Regions from separate parts of the Homo sapiens genome. Here region 2 is linked to region 1. A link is an interaction called in ENCODE POLR2A ChIA-PET data of the cell type or tissue named here. Cell type or tissue: HepG2. All regions are shown on one strand.

Evidence for each region. ChIA-PET counts read pairs that join two places held together with the same protein. Peaks named below come from ENCODE experiments on the same cell type or tissue, not always from the same donor. Only the 100,000 strongest peaks of a DNase experiment are listed, where the experiment ranks them.
Region 2: POLR2A ChIA-PET joins it to region 1 with 5 read pairs; 1 of 35 experiments calls an interaction of 5 or more read pairs at or near these places.

Annotation. Positions count from the first base shown.
Region 1 is chr6:158,008,077-158,016,076 of GRCh38, forward strand. The region is part of intron 1 of SYNJ2 (synaptojanin 2); the gene reads left to right. Among named protein-coding and RNA genes, the nearest start is that of SYNJ2-IT1, 11 kb to the left of the region's middle. RefSeq lists an enhancer at 1,354-1,493. In HepG2, a CTCF peak has its summit at 706; DNase peaks (open chromatin) are centred at 245, 2,875, 3,645 and 6,985.
Region 2 is chr6:157,567,009-157,575,008 of GRCh38, forward strand. The region is part of intron 2 of ZDHHC14 (zDHHC palmitoyltransferase 14); the gene reads left to right. Among named protein-coding and RNA genes, the nearest start is that of MIR3692, 42 kb to the left of the region's middle. RefSeq lists an enhancer at 5,824-6,556. In HepG2, no CTCF peak of the experiment used is centred here; DNase peaks (open chromatin) are centred at 3,353 and 3,923.

The DNA of each region.
Region 1 (8,000 bases):
GATACCATGCCTAGCTAGTTTCATTTGTTATCTGCCTGGTGTGTGTAGACATCTGCTTTGTCACCTCCATTGTGGAGAGCAACATGGGGTTTCACCATGTTGGCCAGGCTGGTCTTGAACTCCTGACCTCAGGTGATCCATTCCCCTTGGCCTCCCAAAGTGCTGGGATTACAGGCATGAGCCACCACGTCTGGCCATGGTTGTGTTTTTTAAAAGAGCTCTTATCTTTTCCAGAGTCTTACTGAAATATTTACAGATGAAATAATGTGATGCCTGGAATTTACTCACAATAACCTAGGGCAGTGCTTCTCAAGCTTTGGCATGCATTCAAGTCCCCTGGAGGGCTCATTAAAACAGCTTTCTAGGTCTTGAGCCCAGAGCTTCTGATTCACAAGGCCTGGGGTGGGCCCCGTAACTTGTATTTCTAATGCTTGGTGCTGCTGGTGTGAGGAGCCCATTTTGAGTTGAGCTGATCTAAGGTATAGGAGAGTGAGTAGCCTGGGCGTGGGCTGGGAGAAGGTGGAGTTGGTGGGTACGTGGTAATGAAGGTACAAGGGTTTATTATGTCACCCTACTTTTCTTTGGAAAGTTCCGCAACTAAAAAGCACGTGTGTATGTGTGTCTGTCTGTCTGTCTGTCTCCAGAACTCTTCAGCTCTTCCATTGCTGCGCCCTGGCTCAGGCTAGAGTCCTCTCTTGCCCAGGTGGCGCTAGCACCTCCTAACTGGTCTCCTTCCTTCTCTCCTTGTTCCTCTAGAGTCAGTTCTCAACAGAGCAGCCAGGATGATCCCCAGACCCCTGCAGTGGCATTCAGAGTGACACCCAAAACCTTTCTGTGACCTCAAACTTCTGTGCAGTGTGTTCCCCACGCCACTTCCTCCATGAACCTTCAGTCACACTGCCCGCCTCGCTGGGGCTTGCACTGGTCAGGAGTGCTTCTGCCGCAGGACCTTTGCACGTGCCCTTCTGGGCCTACAGTGCTCCTCCACTCTCCATGCAGCCATCTCCCTGGCTTCCTTCAGGTCCGCATTCAGATGTCACCCTTGCAATGAGGCCTTCTCAGACAACACCATCTAAAATGTCACTTCCCCTTCCCCACTATTCATACCCTACTCCCTGCTCACTTTTTCTGCTCCGCGCCTGTCACTGTCTATATTGCACTGATTGATCTTATCTATCCTGGCAGGAAGCTTGAGCAGCGCCCGCCTCTTCCTGGCTGTGCCTCGGCAGTGCCCCCACCCCAGCCTCCCACCCCATCTTGGTCTGCACCCCCTGCCATCACTCATCCATTCATTCCTCCTGTTCCTCTTGGCCACTGCCAAATGCTGGATGGTTTCCATCTGTTTGGTTCACTGCAGTGTCTCTGTCCCTGGAAGGGTGCCAGCCACAGAAGGCACGAAGATGTGTCCACAGAGCCGGCGGCTAAAAATCTGGCAAGAGGAGTCGAGGAAGGGGGCTGAGGAGGTAGAAGGGAGGGCTTTCCTCAAAAGGCCAGAAATTCGTGGCCAGCCAAAGGGGAAGCAAAGACATTCTCGTGTAGGAAAACTTACAGGAAATGCAACTAAAAGCGTGGGAGACAGGAAGTCTGTGTATTTCTGAGATTATCAAGAAAGGGGGGATGGAAGTTGCAAATGGGCAGGCCAAATTCAGTCTGCAGAGGTGTGCTTCCAGCCCACGCAGTGCTTAAAATAAATGGAGATGGTTGCCAGCACTGGAAGGTCTGGAGTGCCCTGTCTCCTGGAAACACTGCAGCCTGGCACCACTGGGCTGGTGAGCATGACTGGCACCTGCAGCAGCTGCCCACCAGCTAATGGCAGGTGTGTGTTCTCTGCTCACCCAAAGCCCTTCCAGCAGCTTCATTTTGTTGTTGTTGTTTATTTGTTTTTGAGACAGGGTAGTGGTACAATCACAGCTCACTGCAGTCTTGACCTCCTGGGCTCAAGCAATCCTGCTATCTCAGCCTCCCAAGTAGCTGGGACCACAGGTTCCCACCACCATGCCTGGTTACTTTTTAAAAGAATTTTTGTAGGGATGGAGTCTCCCTGTGTTGCCCAGGCTGGTCTTGAACTCCTGGGCTGAAGCAATCCTCCTGCCTTGGCCTCCCAAAGTGCTAGGATTACAGGTGCGAGCCACCATGCCTGGCTAGCTTCATTTGCTACCTTCCTGGTGTGTGTAGACATCTGTGTTGTCACCCCCATTTTGGAAAGCAAAAAGGATTTCTTCTTCCTTCAAACATAATTGAGAAAATACAGTTGTTTGGGGGCAAGTAGGGTGCGGGGTGACTCTGGAACCGGCCTCCTGGGAAGCCAGGCCTCTGGGAGTGCTGGAGGTGGGCAGTGAGGCTGCCAGGCCCCTGCCTTCTGGGGTGGGGTGCATGCTCCTGATACATCAGAAGGGTCGGGGGAGGACTTGGAGGTGAAGGCACTGCAGGAAGAGAGGAAGCTTACTGGAGAGACGGTCAATGGGGCAGTCAGGCTTTAAAAGGACGGGCCCACCAAGTGAAAAGATGACCAAGTGTTTGGGCTGAATTGTGTCCTCCAAAAGGATATGTTGAAGCCTAACCCCCGGGACCTCAGAAGGGGATCTTATTTGGAGATAGGGTTGTTGCAGTTGTAACGCTGAGATGAGATTATACTGGAGTAGGGTGGGCCCTTAATCCAGTGTGACTGCTGTTCTAAGAAGATGTACATGTGACAATGGAGGGACATGTGGGGAGAGGATGGCCACGTGATGATGGGGGGGACATGTTGGGAGAGGATGGCCACGTGACAACAGGGGGATGTCAGGAGAGGATGGCCTCGTGACAACGGGGGAATGCCAAAAGAGGATGGCCTCGTGATGACAGGGGACACATGGGGAGAGGATGGCCTTGGGACGACAGGACATGTGGGGAGGGGATGGCCACGTGATGATGGGAGGACATGTGGGGAGAGAATGGCCACATAATGGTGGGGGGACACATGGAGAGAGAATGGCCACATAATGGTGGGGGGACACGTGAGGAGAGGATGGCCACATGACAATTGGGGGACACCACGCGGGGAGAGGATGACCACATAACAACGAGGGGACATATTGGGAGAGAATTGCCACGCGACGACGGAGGAAGGGACTGGAGTGAGGAAGTCATAAGCCAAGGAACGCCAAGGACAGAACAAGCAGCAAACACAAGACACAGGGCCAGGTAAGGAGGTCCCCGGCTCCAGGTATCAGAGGAGCCCTGCTGATGCCTGGATTTCAGCTCTCTGGCCTCTGGACCCAGAAGAGAATGAAGTTCTGCTGCCTGGGGCCTCCCAGTTTGTTTACAGTGAGTCTGTTCATGGTGGAGAAACATCTTCTCATGATGTTCCTGTCCACCATGGTCAAGGCCTGTTTTGAGCTCCTGCATTGTATAAGTCAGAGGTAAAGCTGTTTTTCTCAAGGGGTCAATAATTGACAGTATTGGAATGGGACAAGGTGGTCCTGTTGGGTTTTGTTTGTTTGTTTTTAAAATATGAGGATAGAAAGTCGTGTTTTTACTTGTGCTTAATTTTCCCAGTGGCCGGGATGTGAAGTCCACGCCTGTCATCTGTAATGCACCAGGGCAAGGGGTCGGTTTTGTTTGCATAGCTTCTCCCAGGGTCATCTTCCCACCCCTCAAGTGTGGATTTGGCCACAACACTTTGTTTAGCAATTTCCTGTCATTTTGTTTTATTTGGTCAGGCTTATTTGCATAGTTGAATGAATGCACAAAGGCCTCCTTGTTTCGTGGTTCACAAAGTCAGAACTGGATCATACCAGGGCATACGGGTTCTGTTTCAAGGCTTTGTAAAGCTGCTAGGGTTGAAATAGGTATTTTTGGTGTCGGAATTATTTTATTGCATTTATCAGTTTATCTACTGAGATGGGGCACTGAGAACTGCTGATTTACCTCTCTGCAGCCCTGTCTGCAGTACCTGAAGGCTGGGGGAAGACATTTGGCAATGCACACAGCCTTTGTTTCTGCCTGTGAAGTTGGGGTTTCATAGGCCACCTCCCAGGAGGGCCCTGTAGGTGCATGACAGAGTCCGAGTGTCTCACCAGTGGGTTTGTCATTGCACCCAAGCAGATGCTGGGGGAGAGGATGCCTCTTCCTTCTCCTCACCCTTCATCAGTGTGTGAGCAGAGGCAGGAGACCTGTGGGCTGGAAGGCCCACATCCTCCTTCCCAGGCTGTGAATGTGGCACTTACATGGCAGGAGGACTTTGCAGATGTGATCAGGACCTTGAGAGGAGACATTATCCTGGATGATCTGGATGAGTCCATCGCACTCACAGGGTCCTTAAAAGCTGGAAGAGGGAGGCCAGGCAGGGAGAGGGAAGGAAATGTGAGGATGGAAGAGGGATCCGATTGCCGCGATTGCTGAATTTGAAGAGGAAGGAAGGAGCCGAGAGCCAAGGAATCCAGGCAGCCTCTGGGAGCTGCAAGAGACAAGGAAATGGATTCTGTCCTGCAGCCTTCGGAGCAGATGCAGACCTGCCGACACCTTCCTTTCAGCTCAGCGAAATCCATTTCAGAATTTTGAGTGCAGAGCTGTAAGGTCATGAGTCTGTGCTGCTTAAGCCACTGTGTTTGTAGTCATTTGTTGCGGTAGTAAAGGAGACTAATATGCTATTTTGCCACCATTCTGAGCTTTTGAGGCAGGCTGATGGAAAAGGTGGGACAGTGGCTTCCCAGTACTTTTCTAAGTGATCCTGAGAACCTAATATCCCAGGCACTTCATATTCTGTAACTCTCCACCCTGCTGCCAGCAGAGTCTGCTTAGTCCTCAAGACGAGGGGCTTCTGCTGCTCTCAGAGGTTGATGATTTCATTGATTATCTTTAAGTTACTCTGCACTCTCCCTTCCCCAGAGAAAACCCAGTCAAATTCAAGTGAGCATTGGGGAAAATATTCATTCATTAAACTGGTTCTTAACCTTTTTGGGGGCACCGACCTCTTGAGATTCTGTTGAAAATGGGATTTTAGCCCCCATAAAAATACATATCAAAAATTTGCATAAATTTTGGCCAGGCACAGTGGCTCATGCCTGTAATCTCAGCACTTTGGAAGGCCGAGACGGGCAGATCACTTGAGGTCGGGAGTTCAAGACCAGCCTGGCAACATGGCGAAATGCCGTCCCTACTAAAACTACAAAAAATAGCTGGGTATGGTGGCGCATGCCTGTAATCCCAGCTGCTTGAGTGGCTGAGGTGGAAGAATAGCTTGAACCCAGGAGGTGGAGGTTACAGTGAGCTGAGATTGCACCATTGTACTCCAGCCTGGGCAACACAGCGAGACTGTCAAAAAAAAAATTGCATACAATTTTGAGAACAATTTTGTATACAGATTCCCCCAGGAGCTACCCCTTGAAGCTCCAATGGCTGCCAGGGGCTTCCTCTGTCACCCCAGGTGAAGAGCCCTTGTACAGATTAATTCACATTAAGGCTGATGAATGGCTGTTTTCCTAGTAAGTCTCCTCGCTGTTTGCCAGGTCCTTAAACCATGTTCAGTGGATCCTCATTATTTGTGGATTCCATATTTGTAAATTCATCTGCTCTCTAAAATTTGTTTGTCACCCCAAGATCAGAACTCATAGACACCAGCAGAGTGGCAAAAATGTGTTACCCGATGAGCCTTTTCCCAGCTGAAAAGGATGCTCTGCCATCTTGTTTCAGCCTCTTGGTGTAAACGAGTGTGGTTTTCATGATTTGTTTAGTGCCATGTTTTCCATGTTTTGTGCTTTTTCTTCGTGGTTTCACTGTTTGAAAGTGCTGTCTAGTGTTTCCAAGTGCAAGAAGGCAGTGATGTGCCTTATGGGGAAAATATGTGTGTTTGATAAACTGTATTCAGGTTTGTGTTCTAGTGCCACTGGTTGAGTGTTAACGAATCAACACTGTACAGATGATTCCTGACTTACGATGGTTCCTTCCAGTATGATTTTTCAACTTAACAACGGTGTGAAAGTGATATGCATTCAGTAGAAACCATCTTTCAAATACCCATGGGACCATTCTGTTTTTCACTTTCTGTTCAATAGTCTATACATTTCATAAGATATTCAACACTCTTTCAGAAAGTAGGCTTTGTATTTCATGATTTCGCCCAGCTGTAGGCTAACATGTGTTCTGGATAGGTGGAAGGCAAGCTGAGACATACCTCTATGGTGTTTGGTAGGTTAGGTGTATTGAATGCATTGTCAACTTAGGATATTTTCAACCTATCCTGGGTTTATCAGGACATGACCCCATTGTAAGTTGAGGACCATCTGTTTATTCAGTAAGGTGTCTTTTAAATAGAAAAACACATAAAACAAGGTTAGTATTGATTGATTGACAAAAATGTTGCAACCTGAGGCTTTCAGGAACCTAACTCTGCATTTCCTTTAGGAGTGCTGCTTGCTTCAGTATCTGCTGGTAACTCTATGGAACATAGCTACTGTGAATAATGGGAATTGGGTGTATTTTCAAGTTGTTGGCCTCTCCAGCTACGCTGGTAATCAGTCCTGCTCTTTAAATCACATCTTACCATCAGTCCTGCCTAGAGAAATGGAGGAAGGGAGGTCTCTGGTCTTACGGTCTGTCCCGACTCTCTGCCCCACCAGCTATGTCCCGAGAACCAGCCTGGACAGAGCCATCTGATTGGTGGGTGGTAGCAGGTCATGTTGTGAGGCCCTGGTGCCTGCCTTCTGTCCTCCTGTGCTCGCTAGAGGAGCATGAGGCAGGAGCAGCCAGTCCATGCTGGTTCCTGAGCGAGGCAGCTCTAGGGCTGCCAGCACCCACTCCTGGGGGGCTGAGGGTAGGAAGAGCTTCAGAGGGGAGGATGGGACTGTCTGACTATATTTCCAATCCCAGTTGGGACTTGTGGTCTGATGAGGACAAGTGCCTTTGAGGGGGATGGGGATGGTTGAGAGGAACCAGGAAATCAAATGTGTCCTGGAAAACATGGCATGGTGGATCTTTTGAGTTGGGGTGTTGGGATGTGTGTCAGCTAAAACAAGGTTCACCTGCTTCAAATGTTCATCCAAGCTTTCTACACTTGCCTCTCTGAGTCAACATCTTTAGAGACAGCAGGAAGTGATGAAAGTCAGTTCACAGTCCATCTGCTCTGAGGGCTTGGTATGAGGGGCTGATGTTTTCTGTCATTTTCTCCTTTCTAACATTTCACTTTGGGATCTTAGTTCCTGGTTGAAATTCCTTAACTGTGGGAGTCGAGGCAGCCTAAGAATCCTTTTCGGCTGCTTAAGACAATGAGGTAGAGAGGGAACCAGCTGCCCCTTTTCTTACCTCCATGATGATGTAGAAATGGTTCCATCCAGCCCAAGGGTTCTTCTGGGGCCCAAAGCTCCTTAAGGGCTCTGTGCATAGGATTTGAGGATTAGTTTTCTTGGGTGGGGAGAAAAGTCCATCTTTATTTGTATAAATCCTACCTGAAATGCAGCATTTCCTCTAATTAGGAAGGCAGGCAACAAAACCAGTATGTTAGCTATGTCTGTGACTCTGTCACCAATGTGGGTTAGCCGTATCTCTGACCCTGTCACCAATTGCAATTACAGATGTCTCCACATCACATTAGTGTTGTTTCAGATATCTTGAAGTAGCATTTGTTCCCATTACTAGTTTTAAATTAAGGTGGTTAATAGACCCCACTGGATTTTGCGATTTAATATGCTGATAAGGCACATATATTGCTATACTATAACATTTTTTAAAAATTTTGATAACTAGATTTCAATAAGATTGGTATTTGTGATCATATTTATTTTCTTGATTTTTATAACAGCTTTATTGAGATATAATTTCTGTACCATACAACTCATTAAAGTGTACAACTCCATGTTTCTAAAATATATTTTCAGGATTGTACAACCATCACCACCACCATCACCATAATCTAATTTTAGAATATTTTTGTCCCCCTTAAAAGAAGCTTCGTACTCATTAGCAATTATCTACATTCCCCCTTTCCCCACTCTCAGCCCCTGGCAACCACAACATCTACTTTC
Region 2 (8,000 bases), 440 kb before region 1:
CCCAGCTAATTTTTGTATTTTTAGTAGAGACGGGGTTTCACCATGTTGGCCAGGCTGGTCTCAAACTCCTGACCTCAGGGTGATCCATCTGCCTCGGCTTCCCAAAGTGCTGAGATTACACGCGTGACCCAGCATGCCTGGCCTAACAAGGGGGTTTTATTACTTGTGACAAGTAAGGAGAACACCAGGGATGGTTCCCAAAACTGTCTTGTCAAGCTGGGGGCTGGGGCAGATGCAAAAACATAGGGTAATGAGGTGTGATCTAATTGGATCTTGTAATGCAATGATTCCGGGAGCCCCATCTGACTGCCGTGGGCTGAGCCTAGAGCTCAATCTGATTGGATCCTGGATGCCAGGCAATGTCCACTTCTTAATTTTGTCCCCATTCCTCACTCTAAGCACTTAGGTTCCACCTGTGGTTGCGGGCTTGGTTCATCTGGGCATGCTCAGGTTATGTGACCTTCAACCTGGAGGTCCATGACAACTGAAAAACAGATCACAACTTTGGTACATAAAAGTTGAACCCGCCGGGCGCCGTGGCTTTTGCCTGTAATCCCAACACTTTGGGAGGTTGAGGCGGGTGGATCACCCTGAGGTCAGGAGTTTGAGACCAGCCTGGCCAACATGGCGAAACCCCATCTCTGCTAAAAATACAAAAATTAGCCAGATGTGGTGGTGTGTGCCTGTAGTCCCAGCTACTTGGGACGCTGAGACAGGAGAATCAGTTGAACCTGGGAGGTTGCAGTGAGCCAAGATCACACCATTGCACTCCAGCGTGGGTGACAGAGTGAGACCCCATCTCAAAAAAAAAAAAAAAAGTTGGACCAGATTGGTTTGATGTGGTTACACTGAAGTAGTCCGTGTTAAGTGAGCTAATATTTGGACTCAGCCCCTTACAGCACTGTAGGGCTGCCAGAAGGCCAAGAGCTGACTTAAAATTTCAAGAGCTGCAGGTGGCCCCAATGAGTGAAATACCTCCTTGTCATAGAGCTTCAGAGTGAAGTAAGAATCTGAAAAACATTTTACTCACTTATAACCAGCCTTTAGGGGAAATAGAGGGGACATCTTTCAAAAATCATTATGAAAACTATGAACTTGCATTTTTTTCCAAAGCAGCAGAAATACTTCATTGACATCTAAATTTATGAATTGTAGGGAACCAATTTCTTTTGCAAATGTTTTATGCCTATTTCCAAACTGTTTCAAAAGCGATAGTTTTTTCTCACTACAAAGTAATATATATGTCCATTATAGAATCCTTAAAAAGAATAAAGAAGAAAATGAAAATTGATTTTAATATATTAAAGGTACTTAATTAATTCTACCAAAGATATAATAATTAACATTTTTATATATCCTTCCAGTTTTTTTCTCTGCATAATGTATTTTTACCCAATGGGATCACATTGTACATTACTATTTTGAAGGCAGATTTTTTTTCCTCTTAATATACTTGAACCTTTCTTCACAGGAATTCCATTTTTAATAGGTGTGTAGTAATCCACTGTATGATCACATCATCATTTGTTTAATAAATCCCGTCTTGTTGACATTGAAGTTGATTCCAGTTTTTAATATTAATTAAAAACAATGTTGCACTCAGTATTCATGAAAATTTCCTTAAGTCAAATGCCTAAAAATGCTGTTGCTGGGCCAAAAGATACATACGTTTTTAATGTTTTGAGATATACAACTAACTTGTTCCCCCTAAGGCTGTATAAATTTATATCTTCACCAAAAGTATATGAGCATGCTTATCCTCACTGTTCTCAACAATACCAAATATTGTCAAGTAAAATTAACTTTTGACCTCGCTTGTTTGAAATTGGGGGTTGGGGGCAAATCACAAACTTTAAAAAATATATTTACTGATAGCTGTTATTTCTTTGTGTGAGTTGCCTGTTCATCTTTTTTGCCCATTTTATCACTGGACTATTTGACTTTTTTCTATTTATTTATTAGAGCTCTTTAAAGATACTACCCTTTGTTATATATGTTACAAATATTTTTCTACTTTATCATTTGCATTTTTATGAAGTTTTTTTGACATACAGGTCTTTTATTTTCTATGTGGTCAGAGTATCAATCTTTTCTTTATGTTGCCAAACTTATGTGACAAGCCAACCTATATAGAAAAAGATTGATAGTCTAACCATATAAAAATTTAAAAACCCGTATGTCCAAAAACCTTTCCCTACTCCACTCCTCCTAATCAGATAAGTTTATGTATATTTTTCTAGTTCTTACATATTATAATTTTTTACATTTTAGTCTCTGGTATGTCTTTGAAGGTGTGGTTTTAACTTCAGGTTCTTCCCTCAAATGATTAGCTGTCTATCCTAATTTTGTTTATTTGTAATAAATAAAATAATAATTAATAATAATCCATGCTTTCCCCACTGATTTGAAAGGCTGTATTTATCAGATACTAAGTCTTAGAAAATTTGTCTATTGGGGATCTTCTATTTTGTTTCAGTATTTTATTTATTCCCGGGCCAATGATTTCCCCTTATTATTTTACTTTTGCAAATATTCTCACGTTTATTCTTCCAGATGAAGTTTAGAATCATTTTGTCAAATTTGTCAAAATTTTTCTAAATCATATTGAGATTTCTATTAGCATTGTAATAGATGTATAAAGTAAGTTGGGAAGAAGTGACATATTTAAAATACTGAATCTTCCACCGCAGGAAGCAGAGTGTCTCTCTGTGGTTTTCAAAACCCCCTTCAAGTCTCTATATTGTTGTATTGTTTTTTTCTTCACACGGAAGCTACCTACCATTTTTTTGTTAGCTTTATTTCTAGAGTTTTGTGGTTATATTTTTCTGTTTCAAAGGAGACATTGTCTTCTTTGTAGTTTCCAACTGTTTGTGTCATTAAATATATAAAAATACTTTTAAAGCTTGTATATATATTGGTTTATATTTGTTAACCTTAATGAAGATTTTTATTCATTTTATCCAATCTGTGTTGATTAGAGGCAAAAAAGAAAAGAGCTTAGGACCATAATAGATGGGCATTTTTATTCTTTAAAGTATAGTGTACTTATAAATAGCATCCCCTGCTTCTGTACTGGTAATCCTAATTCTCTTTTCTTCAATGCTAAAGATAAAATCTTGCACCAGTCCGGTGTAGAATGAGTGATAAACCAGCCCTTGCATTCAGGTCTTTTGCTAATGCTCTCAATATTAATGCCACTCAAACTTCAATAAAAGCCTGTCTGATTTTCCTGGTGATAATGGTGAAGCCTGGCCCTGCCATAGCGTGGTATCCAGTGTCCACTTTTTACCTTTGTTCTTGTCTACTTGTCTTACAATAATGCAAACACTGACAACCCAAATTGATCTCTATCACTGTACAATATTTACCCATTTCTGACAATGCAGAAATTATGTACCACAAAGTGGAAACACACAAATATTTCTAGCTTTGGCTTTCAGTGGAAGAACTGATCTTCACTTACGCAGCACAGCGGTTTTGTGTATATACTCAGAGAACTTTGACACAATTTGAGGGAAATTAAAACTTTGCAAGGACAAAGCCACTTTCTTTTCCTTTCAAGGGCAAGGCTTTGGCATCCATGTGGAAAAAAATAGTATGGAAAATATAAGGTAGTCATTAATTTTCATTTTGTTATGAGCATGTATTGGATTAACTCAGTTAAACTAAAAAGGTCGCAGCTACTAAACACTTTCTTTTTATTGTTTTTAATTGTACTAATTAGTGATATATATATGTATATACATACACACACACACACACATATATATATACACACACACACACATATATATACACACACACACACATATATATATATATACACACACACATACATCTATATTGCCCTTCTGAGTCTGGGCAGCCCCTGAAAAAAGAGCTTTTGATAGCTGTGAACATCATAGCATCTGACAGTTCAAGGTCTTTGCATGAATTACAATGTCCCTGAACTGCAGGAACTGAGATTGTCATGGTTTAAAAATGGAGAAGCTGAAGTCTGTTTTCTCCACCAGATCAAAGAATCATACTCTTTACTGGGGCCATTCTATGTTTCCATTTTCTGGAACTTATATTTTCAAAACAATTTGTAGGAATATTTGTGTTTCTATTCATGGAATCATTTTTGAACATTGATGTTTGCCACTCCGCATTCACGTTAAAGTTCAAGCAAATAGCCACTTCAACTTCATGAGAGCATGCCTATGTGCACGAGAGCATTCCTTGAATGAAACGTACTTTATTAGGGTCTTTCTCACCTAAAATCAGCATGCACTCTAGACCACAGCTATTGTCTGTCATGATGTTTTTCAAACTGTGCCTCCTGGAGCCCAGGCAAGGGACAGACATGTTGGGTGTCCCCATAAACCAGAGCTGCTTCACTCTCATCTGTTTTGTATACTGAGGTTCTTTGTAAAAGTTTCTTTGAACGGAAACTCACGATGCTATAAATAACAACAAAAACAAACAGTTTAAACACCTGGCCTGGCTGTTTTACTGGGCAGACCTTCCATAATTAACTAGATAATATCAGCTCTTTGGGTGACGGGAGCATCTTCGTAAGTGGCTTGCATCTTTCTCTTTTGTCTGTGTTTTTAGCCAGCTGCTTAGATTCCCCAGCTAATGGTACTGAAATGCAGCCTTGGGGTTCAGCTGTTACTTGTATGGTGTACAAACCTGTCTCTCTCAGCTGTACACAGGGAGCTGTTATAAAAATGCATATTCTTAGCCCCTCCTGCAGATAAGAATCTTCAGGAATGAGGAATCTGTATTTTTTTTTTTTTTTTTTTTTGAGCCTGCTAGGTAAGTAAACCTTTCGTGAATGGTGCTTGGGGCGGGGACTTCACCAAGCTTAGCTAACTAGTTGGCTGACTTGCTGTTAATTTTGTCCTGCCTGCTAATAAGTGTGTGCACCTACGGCAAGGCTCCTCAGATTTTCACGTGCATCCAAATCCAAATTCAGGGTGGGAGGGTGTGTGGGGAATCTTTGAAAATGCAGATTCTGGCTCAGCAGGGTCGGGGCTGGGAGGAGACGCTGAGATGATTCATTTCTAATAAGCTTCCTGGTGATGCCAATACTGCCAGTCCATGGCCCACACTTTGAGTAGCAAGACCCTAGGGCAGGGCCTCTCAGCCTCAGCACTCTTGATATCTGGGGCTGGAACGTTCTTTGTTGGGAGGGGCTGTCCTGCACATTGTAGGACATTTAGCAACACCCCTGGCCACCACCCACTAGGTCCCACTTGTGACACTCCCTCCCACTCATGACAACTACAAACATCTCTAGATGGTTTCAGATTTCCCCCGGGAGGCAAATCGCCCTGGTTGAGAACCACTGCCCTAGATGATCCCGATCATCAGCCAAGTTTAAGATCTGCCATGAGTATGATTTGTCTGCACACTTAAATTATTAAAAAATACAGATTCTGGGTTTATCTGGCCTCCCTAGAGTACAAGCCACAATAAGAAAGAGGACTAACCTTTTTTTTTATTTTATTATTATTATACTTTAAGTTTTAGGGTACATGTGCACAACGTGCAGGTTTGTTACATATGTATACATGTGCCATGTTGGTGTGCCGCACCCATTAACTCATCATTTAGCATTAGGTATATCTCCTAATGCTATCCCTCCCCCCGCCCCCCACCCCACAACAGTCCCCGGTGTGTGATGTTCCCCTTCATGGACAGAGGACTTACCTTGTTTACCACTGTATCTACAGCACCTAGAGGACTGTTGGGCATACAGTAGGTGCCTAATAAATATTTGAATGAATGCATAAAGAACCTAGCACTGCATAGCACATGAAACTCATTCTTCGAGGCCACCTGTTTCTGTTCTCTATTAAGTAGACAGAAAAAGGTTTTCTACTAATACTTCCATTGGGCTTTTTCCCCCGTCAATTCCTTGTTAAGGCCCTAAGTAGTCAGGTTCTCTTGGGGCTAGAGGGCCTATTTAAAGTTCTTATCCTACAAATGCCTTCTTCTTGACAAAGTTCTCTCCTCAAGAGATCATCCCACATGCCCTTTGATGACCAAGTCTGGGAAAAGCCCAAATCCTTTGTGTTTTCTAACGAAATTACCCCCTACAACTCAAAACCAGCTTCCTGTTCCGAGAAAGGCAAGGATTGTCTGCACTCGCCATCCCCCTTTCTTTCGGCCCCACTCCCCTTTCATCTTTCCCACCACTTACACCCTCTTGCCAGCTGTTGAGGAGCTCTGGGGACTCCTCTGCAAGTCAGAGCGCGGTCAGGGCTCTCCAACCCTTGCACCGGGTGCACCCTGTGCTCCCTCCCAGAGCTGGAAAGCATCCACGCCGGTTCCATCTCATTCCATGGGACCAGCATGTACCCAGTGGCAGGCCTTTCATGTCCTGCTCACCTCACGAGGGCAAGCCCGACAGAATGGTTTGAGCCTAAGTAGAAAAAAATTTGCCCAGCCTCCTGGCCCTGCATGCCTCCAGCAAGGGCAGAGAGACGAACCATCTCTATGCGGGACATGCCCCAGGGCCCCTTCTAGATCCCCATCCCTGTCATGTGGGGTAGGCCCCCTGCTGCCCACCCTGGCTCCCTCCTACGCCCTTCATGAAGGATCCCTCTCCAAGCCCATGCAGCCTTAAATTATTCCAGCTTTGGTCTCTCACAGTGCTTAACCCCATGCCCTTCCCATCTTTGTGCACGTGGTCCAAGCATTCTGGGCATGATGGGTTAATCCTTCCTGCCAGCTGCGCATCCTGGCTGAGCTTTGTTTCCAGTACTCTCCATCCAGCCCAGAGGAAGCGCAGCTCAGCCATGGTGCTCTACTCCCAAGGAAGCCCCAGGATGTCCCTGCCAGGGTCCACCCTCCCACATCAGCATTCCCCGTGCCCATGGGCCTTGGTGGGGAGATGCACGGATGCTATGGGGTCTGTGCTCAAGCATGCTGGGGAACGCTACTCTGTGAGAAACCTCGGGGTCGGGGGGGAAGTTCTTTGCTCTTAGGTTCCTAGGGCCTCGGCTGTGCTAATGCTCACATCAGCTTCCTAGAGGGAACACCAGAATTTGGGTTTTCCCAAATGTGTTTGGCATGGACTAAATGACTCAACAACACCACACTCTACACCTCTCTGTTGTTCCTTGCCTTTAAACATACGAGATGCCAGGTGTGGTGGCTCATGTCTGTAATCCCAGCACTTTGGGAAGCTGAGGCAGGTGGATCACTTGAGGTCAGGAGTTTGAGACCAGCCTGGCCAAGATGGCAAAATCCTATCTCTACTAAAAATACAAAAATTAGCTGAGCATGGTGGTGAATGCCTGTAATCCCAGCTACTCCAGAGGCTGAGCCAGGAGAATCACTTGAACCCGGGAGGTGGAGGTTTCAGTCAGCCGAGATCGCGCCACTGCACCCCAGGCTGGGTGACAGAGTGAGACTCCGTCTCAAATAAACATTGGAGCACCCGTGTCATTGCTGAATACTTACCTCCAGCCTAGGCCCTTCCTCTGAGGTCCAATTCTGCATGTGCCCCTCCCAGATGGTAGTTGCTCATGGTCAATACCACACCCATGACCTCCTCCCACTCCCCTCACCCAGCACCACAGAAACTCCCCTGGACTGCCCCGGGTTCCCTGCCTGAGCCAGAATCCAAGACTCACCCTGGTCACCTGCCTGGCTCTCATTCATTACGTCCATTCATCATTGGTTTCCCCATTTTAAAGTTTCTGGAATGTATCTACTTCTCTCCATCACCATGGCCACCACCCTATTTCAAGCTAACATCGTCTCAAGCTTGTATTCCAGATCCCTCCTAACTGGGCATAGATCCATTCTTTCTTCCCTAGCCGATTTGTCTTTGATACTGCAGTCGATGTGATATGACTTAATTGCCTACCTGATCACTTTACCACACAATACAGAACCCTTCTTGGCCTCTGTATTATTCAGTGCTCTCTAGAGAAATACCTGGAGAAACAGAATATATGTATGGGGGGCAGGGAAGAGGCGGGTTTATTTTAGGAATTGGCTTG